Regions from separate parts of the Mus musculus genome. Here region 1 is linked to region 2. The links are chromatin contacts, found by Hi-C or POLR2A ChIA-PET in ENCODE. All regions are on one chromosome and are shown on one strand. Each heading gives the region's core, a stretch centred on a gene start or an enhancer-like site at or near the end of the contact. The rest is flanking DNA. Distances are from core to core; before and after follow the strand shown. Region 1 holds the start of Map3k11 (mitogen-activated protein kinase kinase kinase 11). Region 2 holds the start of Tigd3 (tigger transposable element derived 3).

Region 1 (3,969 bases), core at 691-3,190, 200 kb before region 2:
GAACACCGTCATCTCCACACCAGGGTCCCTGCAAACAGGAAGAAGAGCTGAGCAGAAGCTCTCAGCTGTGCTCTCTTTACGGTTTCTTCTCGCCATCCGTAACACCCCTTCCTCCTCAAGACTCCCTTCGACTGCTTTAACCCTGACTACAGCAAGTACTTAGAGCCATTGTCCCCTCAGCCTTCTCTATCCTCCAAGACACAGCCACAATCCCAAGCACAGAGAAAGGACAATCCCTGACACAGCCCACAGCCACTCACCTTGGGAGACTGCTCTCCCCCTGGGCAGCCTCTTCTTCCTGCTCCCCCATGGTAGAGTTGCGTTTCTCCACAATCTCGCCCTGGTCGAACATGGCATGCAGGCGATAGTTCACAGTCTTGATGGTAGCAAAGATGACAGCTACCACCAGGCAGTACACTCCAGCCACCATCAGGCTGGGGGGCAGGACCTGGAGATGACAGTTAAGTTGGATCCTTTCTCACAAAACCCTTGCTCCCTTGAGGGTGTACCTGCCACCACTGTAAAGAACTAGGATTCATCGGTTTACAAAACTTCATCACCCCTTCATGCAACAGTACAAAGAGCCCTGTTAGGGGTAGCCCTCTGTTTAACCGGGTAGATTAAATGAGGCGCTCAAGGTCACTCCATGCAGAAAAGACTTGGTCTTTCCTCTATATAAAACCAAAGTAAACTCTACAGTGAACTCTACAGTGACTCGCTTCACTCCACGCCCCAGGACTCAAGATGCCCATCCCTCCAGACTACACTCCCTCTCGCCATAGTTACAGGTGGTGGCAGCCTCTCACCATGTACAGCAAGAAGGGAAAGATGAGCAAGAAGATCCAGACATAGAGATGGAAGCAGTTGGAGAAGGTGCTCTGATGCGGATCGAAGAACCATCCCCCAGTGAGCGAGGCCCACACCCCCTGGCGCAGGATCTGCAACACCTGAGACCCCATGGCCCAGCCGCTGCTGCGCACGCCCTCCTCCCGGGACCCTCATGGGGGCGGCCCCCGGCCCATGCCCCGCTGGCGCCCGAGGGTCCCGGGGTCCGACTTAGATTTCACGCCATGGCCTCCCCCAGACGGGGGAGGGGATTGGTAGGGTGAGGGCACAGGCAGGGGGCGGGGCCGGCCCAGGCAGTCAGCGGATCAGGCCGGGATACTGGGGTGGGACTGCATCAGAGGCGGGGCCTGGGCCCCCTCCGGTGGCCCAGAACTGTTGTAAAGCGCCGAGCCTGAAAGCAGGCGCAGGGCAAGGGCTGGGCACCCGTCGGCGGCATCCAGAGGTGGGCGTGGAATAGGTGCTCTCGGAGTGCCAGTGATAGGTCCCTTGGCTCCGGACCGGAGAAATCCTTGGGACCCTGAGGTCCACTTCCGGGGTCGCAGGTCACTCGCTTGGGGCTCTGCGTTCGCCCCGCTTCTACCGGTGCCGGCGCAAAGGGGAGGCCGGAAGAAGGAGCCGCGAGCTGCCAGCCTGCACTGGCGCATGCGCCCGTTAGAACCTGTTGGGACCCGGAAAAGGAAAACCTGGCGGCAGAAGTGCGCAAGCGCGGAGAAGTAGCGAAGTGACGGGATGCAGAGGTATCTTAGGCGCGCGCGCAGTCAAATTCTAGAGCCACCAAAATATGGGACGGCCGGGTGAGTCGCCATTGGGTAACGACTTGATGACTGGCGCAAAGCTTTTCCAATGCGTTACAGGAGGCGGGGAAAAGCTGGAGAATGGGACTCCTCACGGCTACTTCCAGTTTGCGTTACCGGGTCACACCCCCGACTTGGGCCGCCTCTCCTTAGTGCGAGACCGTAAATCATGGTTGTCGCTTGGCTTACGCCTCTACTTCCGGGTCAGAGCTTAGCCGAAGCAGAGAGTGATCCTGATCAGGCCTGAGTAGTCGAACAGGATGACATAGGCTTTCTTAAAGTAACAGACACAGGACAAGTGATGAACTAACGAAGAGGTTGTTGAAGGCCCTTCAACTCTGAATCTAATCCCGGGCAAAGTTCTGAACGACAGTTTCAGGTTTTTGCCTCTCGGGTGAAAGGAAGATAATTTTAAATGGTTCCAAGAGCTTCAAGTGTAAGCCGATTTTGAAGTCCCAAACTTCTCTGTTCACATCCCCCTCTAGCACTGAAAAGCAGGGTATCTTGTTATTTCATATATGGAAAGAACGAATCTTAAAGAGCTCTGCAACTTCGTAGCCAAGACCAGATTTTGGTTTTGAGGCAATCACAAGGGTGATTTGGCTGATGAGAATTCAGACACAAGGATTCTTCTCTGTCTTTGCAGAGATCCACTTCGACCGTGAGCAGAGGAGCACCTAACGTAAGGCTTAGAGTTGTGCCGGTGTGTTTGGGGGCGGGGGAGGCGGGAGGAACTACCTGGCCCGCCTTCTACCTCTCTTGGCCAACCTCCCCGGGAACTCCCGTGCACAGCTGCCGGGAGCCTCCGGGAGGGGAGCGGTGCAACCCGCCCACGTCATCTGATGCTGTTTCCTGCAGGAGGGAGAAGAGCGGAAAAAAGTGAAACTCCACCCTCCACCTCTGCCTCCCGCCCCCGGGGCCAAAGTACAAAGGGAGGAGGAAGAAGGGACCGGGGTCGGAGCTGTCGGGGCCCAAGGCACTAGCCCAAGAAGAGGTAGCTTCGGCTCAACTGGGGACTTTCTCTTACCTCTTGTGCCTGGAGACAACAACCAGAGTCCGGGCGCTGACCCTGGCAGGCCCCACCTTACGGTAGGCGGGCGCTGAAGCCAGGTTCCCAGGACTACTTCGGAACTGAGGGACTCTGCTGCTCCAATTCAGCCATGGTGAGGCGCCGGAGGCCAGTGGGCCCCACCCCTCCAGCCTGACCACACTGCCCTTGGTGCCCTCCTCCAAAAGCCCGAGATGCGGGGGGCCGGGAGGCGACACTCCTGGCTCCCCAGAGAGGCGTGGGTCTGGGGCTGAGGGCCAGGGCCCGGATGCCCAGGTTCCGGCTCTAGGGCCTCACAAGCCAGCGGGGGTGGATACCACGGGCACCCGAAGAAGGTCCCCCACACATTCCAACGCCGGCTCCCTGCCATGGAGCCCTTGAAGAACCTCTTCCTCAAGAGCCCGCTGGGGTCATGGAACGGCAGTGGCAGTGGGGGCGGCGGGGGTACCGGTGGAGTCCGGCCGGAGGGGTCTCCGAAGGCAACAGCAGCTTATGCCAATCCTGTCTGGACAGCCCTGTTCGACTATGAGCCCAATGGGCAGGACGAACTAGCCCTGAGGAAGGGCGACCGTGTGGAGGTGCTGTCCAGGGATGCAGCCATCTCAGGAGATGAGGGCTGGTGGGCGGGCCAGGTGGGTGGCCAGGTGGGCATTTTTCCATCCAACTATGTATCTCGGGGTGGAGGCCCACCCCCCTGTGAGGTGGCCAGCTTCCAGGAGCTGCGACTGGAGGAGGTGATCGGCATCGGTGGCTTCGGCAAGGTCTACCGTGGCAGCTGGCGAGGGGAGCTGGTGGCTGTGAAGGCAGCCCGACAGGACCCTGATGAGGACATCAGTGTAACAGCTGAGAGTGTTCGACAGGAGGCCCGGCTTTTTGCCATGCTGGCCCATCCCAACATCATTGCCCTCAAAGCTGTGTGCCTGGAGGAGCCAAACCTATGCCTGGTGATGGAGTATGCAGCTGGTGGGCCTCTTAGCCGGGCCCTGGCTGGTCGGCGTGTGCCCCCCCATGTGCTGGTCAACTGGGCTGTGCAGATTGCCCGAGGAATGCACTACCTGCACTGTGAGGCTCTGGTGCCTGTGATACACCGAGACCTGAAGTCCAACAACAGTGAGTTTCCAGGGGCATGAAGCATGGGCACGGGGAGGCTCGGAGCACGGCCCAGCCGAGGCCCAGGTGCACACGTCTCCTAGCTCAGCTGAGCCTAGTTAGGGAGATGCTGGCCTCACAAGCTCCTTCCTGAGAGGAGTATTAGATGTCCAGGGAATACCCGTGGCCTAT
Region 2 (3,573 bases), core at 70-2,569:
TTACATCCCAGGCCTTGGCTCGGGCAATGTGGTACCAGCACAGTAGAGCCTCATCGATCCCACTGTATTTGGATTCACGCTTCCGCTTCCGCTCGTGGTTGGCTGTGCCACTGCACCAGTCTGCCAACAGCTTCTCCTTATTCTTGCAGATCCGTGAGATCTGGGGCTGTGAGACCTGGAAGCGCCGGGCCACCTCTGACTGGGACATCTTAGACTCATCCAAGAGTTCCAGCACCTGGATCTTCTCAGCCAGGGACAGGGCGTGAAGCTTCTTCTTGGTGTTCAGCTCCATGACTCCCTGGGAAGCTGCTGGGGGAAGAAAAGTAGGAGAGCGTGCCAATGGCTGAGAGCAAGAAGAACAGAAGAGGTCGGGACCCCTGAAGCCAGAGCAATTCTCTGGAATGCAGAAAGCTGGAGGAGACCAGGCCAGCTGAAAGAGACATGAGATGGCCAGGCTGTGGGAGGAGAGGGCTAGACCCAGAAGAGAGCTGGCAGAGTCGAGTGTTTCTGGTCCGAAGTGGAGAGAATTCTGGGCTGGGGTTTGGTATTGATGGGGTGGAAGGATGAATAGAGGCTAAAGCACAGCTGTAAAGACAACCAGGAGACAGCTGCAGGGACAACAAAGGAGCAAAAACAAGGAGAGGCCTGGGGCTGAGGCTGAGCGGGGCAGGTGTAGGGGACATTCAGGGTGCCAGGGAGGAGTCCCCTGAGAGGAGATGAGGAGGAGGAGGACCTAGGTTGAATTTTGATGGCTGAAGGCAGGTGGTAGACTGAACGGACAGAGTCGAGATGAACAGGTGAGATGGTACAGATGACAAAGCCAGATGGATGGTGTCTGAAGGCGCTAGTACAATTCGGCGCTGGCAAGGCGGGGTGGTAAAGCTACCCAACGGTTCAACCAGGAGAGTGAAGATGCCAAGACGACAAAGGGAGACAGGGTGAGGAGGATGAGGGCAAAAGGGAAGAAGTGTCCTCTGCCCAGTGATAGCCTGGAGTGATATCAGAGAGAAGGGAGCACCGGCCAGGAAGCAGGCGGCTCGAGCGCTGGGCTCTGCGCCCTGGTTCGCTGAGTTGACCCCTCGTCAGTCGGCTGGACGGACACAGGCGTCGACCCCAGCCCGCCCGCCCACCCGGCTACAGGGCCTCCCGCTCCGCACCCACCTCCAGGCGCCGTCCCGCGCCTCCAGTCCCTGCCCCAGCCAGGTTCCTGGGCCTCAGCAGAACCAGAGAGTGACGGGCGCCGCGACCCGAGGACAGAGCGCGCCGAGAGGCTGCTCTGGAGCGGGCGCGCGCAGAGCGCGCACAGCCCTCACCCGGGTCTCTCAAGGCTGGGAAAACCTCGTCGCGGCCCCTCCGCAGCCCCGCCCTAACAAACTGATTAGCCATCAGCGGCAACTTGTCCCGCCTCCAGTTACATCTGATTGGATGCTGTGGAAGTGGCGGTTTGTCAGCCCTCCGGAGGAGGAGCTTCCTGAGTGGAGGGGTCTGGCGGGAAGAACCGGCCTTAGTGCCTATCACTTGTCGACCAGCCGGCGTGCCTTGACAGCCACCCAGGTGATTTCGACCCCATCCCTACGTGGTACCTAACTGGGATACCGGCCCTCCAGGATTTGTTTTGGAAACAAGATGAAAGGAGAAAATGAATGAATGTAAGCTTTTAGTCACAAAAGAGTTACCATGGACAGCGCTGGCCTCTGGTCTTGCCAACGGCCTACAAAATACACCGGTGGCAAGAAAGGACATTTTTTTTTTTAACCAGTTTTGGTGGGTCACGGCAAGATCTAAATTCCTGTTAGTCACTTCCCTCCTTTGTAACTAGGTGTAGATAACTTAGCCCTCCCTGCCCCTAAACAGCCAGGACCCCACTTTTTCATAGGTTTTGAGCCTATCCATTTACCACTGGATGCTGTCAGTCTCTCCAAGTGTCGTCTCCTGCGAACCAAATATTTTCTCTTAAATCTATTTTAGTGGTCTCATCTGCACATTTCTTTTTTGGCCCTCAAGACTACTCAGTTGCTAAGGATTAGTGCCTGACTCCCTGTACTCCTGGCCTACATAGCAGAACAGGCAGTGCATAGTCCAGACAACTCTGTGCAGTAGCAGGCCAGGGCTCAGCTTTCTCTGGCAACAGTGACCTCAGGGTGCTCTAGGAAAATCTGAGCACACTTCAGTCGATATATAAGTATTTAGCTAGAGAGGTTTGGGAGGGGTTCCCTTCCTTGTTGAGGCAGGGCTTTGCTGTGTAGCATACTCCCAGTTGGATGTTAAGCTTCCTGCAGATTCTGTCTCTGACTTCCATGTCCCTCTAAGAGTGCTGGAATAAGGGCTGGTGAGATGGCTCAGCGGGTAAGAGCACCCGACTGCTCTTCTGAAGGTCCTGAGTACAAGTCCCAGCAACCACATGGTGGCTCACAACCATCCTTAAGGAGATCTGACTGGTGTGTCTGAAGATAGCTGCAGTGTACTTACATATAATAAATAAATTTAAAAAAAAGAGTGCTGGAATAACACACATCATCCAGCTCCTTATCTGGGATGCAGGGACAAAATTCAGGTGGTCAGGTTCACAGTCAAAGTGCTTGTCTTGGACAGGGGTACGATGCCAATAAATAAATGAATGGGGAAAAAAGAGAGAAGAGAAGAGAAGAGAAGAGAAGAGAAGAGAAGAGAAGAGAAGAGAAGGGAAAAGTGCTTTAACTAGCTGAGCCATCTCCCAGTTGTTTAGAATCTCAAAGTGGGGCTGGTGACATAGTTTAGCAGTTTAAACAGGAGACCAGAGTTCAGGAGCTGAAGAGATGGTGAAGAGCACTGTCTGCTCTTCTAAAGGTCTTGGATTGTATTCCCAGCCCCTCAAAACCACCTTTAACTCCAGCTCCAGGCTATCTTGGATACTTGGTACACAGACTTATATGCAGGCAAAATATTTCTTCAAAACAAAACAAAACCCACAAAGACCAATGTTCAGTGACTCAAAACTGCTTGTAATTTCAGCTCTAGGGGATCTGATACCCTCTCATCCTGCCTCTGCACTAACATGCATATACTCAAATACTTTTTCTTAAAACAGGGTTTTCTGAGGCTGGAGCTATGGCTCAGCAGTTAAGAACACTGACTGCTCTTCCAGAGGTTCTGAGTTCAATTCCCAGCAACCACATGGTGGCCTACAAACATCTGAAATGGAACCCAATGCCCTCTTCTGGTATGTCTGAAGACAGCTACTGTTTACTCATATAAATAAAATTTTAAAAATAACCGGGCGTGGTGGCCCACACCTTTAATCCCAGCACTTGGGAGGCAGAGGCAGGAGGATTTCTGAGTTTGAGGCCAGCTTGGTCTACAGAGTGAGTTCCAGGAGAGCCAGGGCTACAACAGAGAAACCCTGTCTCGAAACAAACAAACAAACAAACAAACAAACAGATCTAAAAAAAAAAAAGTCTCCATATTTAGCCTGGCTGTCCTGGAACTTGCTCTGTACACCAGCCTAGCCTTGACTCCTGAGTGCTAGGTCTAAAGGCCTGTGCCTCCATGGCCAAGCTCATGTTTTTAAGATGTTAATATTTGGGCTGGAGAGAT

Evidence for each region. Hi-C counts contacts between places; a loop is a spot of excess contacts on that map. ChIA-PET counts read pairs that join two places held with the same protein, here RNA polymerase II (POLR2A).
Region 1: a map of left cerebral cortex shows a loop between it and region 2 (2.2-fold over the local background). The contact joins the promoter of Map3k11 here to the promoter of Tigd3 in region 2. A Hi-C loop is called at or near these places in 1 of 37 maps with a recorded cell type or tissue (left cerebral cortex). POLR2A ChIA-PET finds 5 or more read pairs at or near these places in 1 of 5 experiments (Patski).

What each region holds. Positions count from the first base shown.
Region 1 is chr19:5,687,191-5,691,159 of GRCm38, forward strand. Map3k11 (mitogen-activated protein kinase kinase kinase 11) reads left to right here and starts at 1,941. Exons shown (of 12, transcript NM_022012.3): 1 at 1,941-2,076; 2 at 2,287-2,322; 3 at 2,499-3,798. The coding sequence starts at 3,057. It overlaps Pcnx3 (pecanex homolog 3), which reads right to left and starts at 1,718. Exons shown (of 35, transcript NM_144868.3): 1 at 807-1,718; 2 at 261-448; 3 at 1-28. The coding sequence starts at 959.
Region 2 is chr19:5,892,809-5,896,381 of GRCm38, forward strand. Tigd3 (tigger transposable element derived 3) reads right to left here and starts at 1,320. Exons shown (of 2, transcript NM_001362045.1): 1 at 1,162-1,320; 2 at 1-309. The coding sequence starts at 292.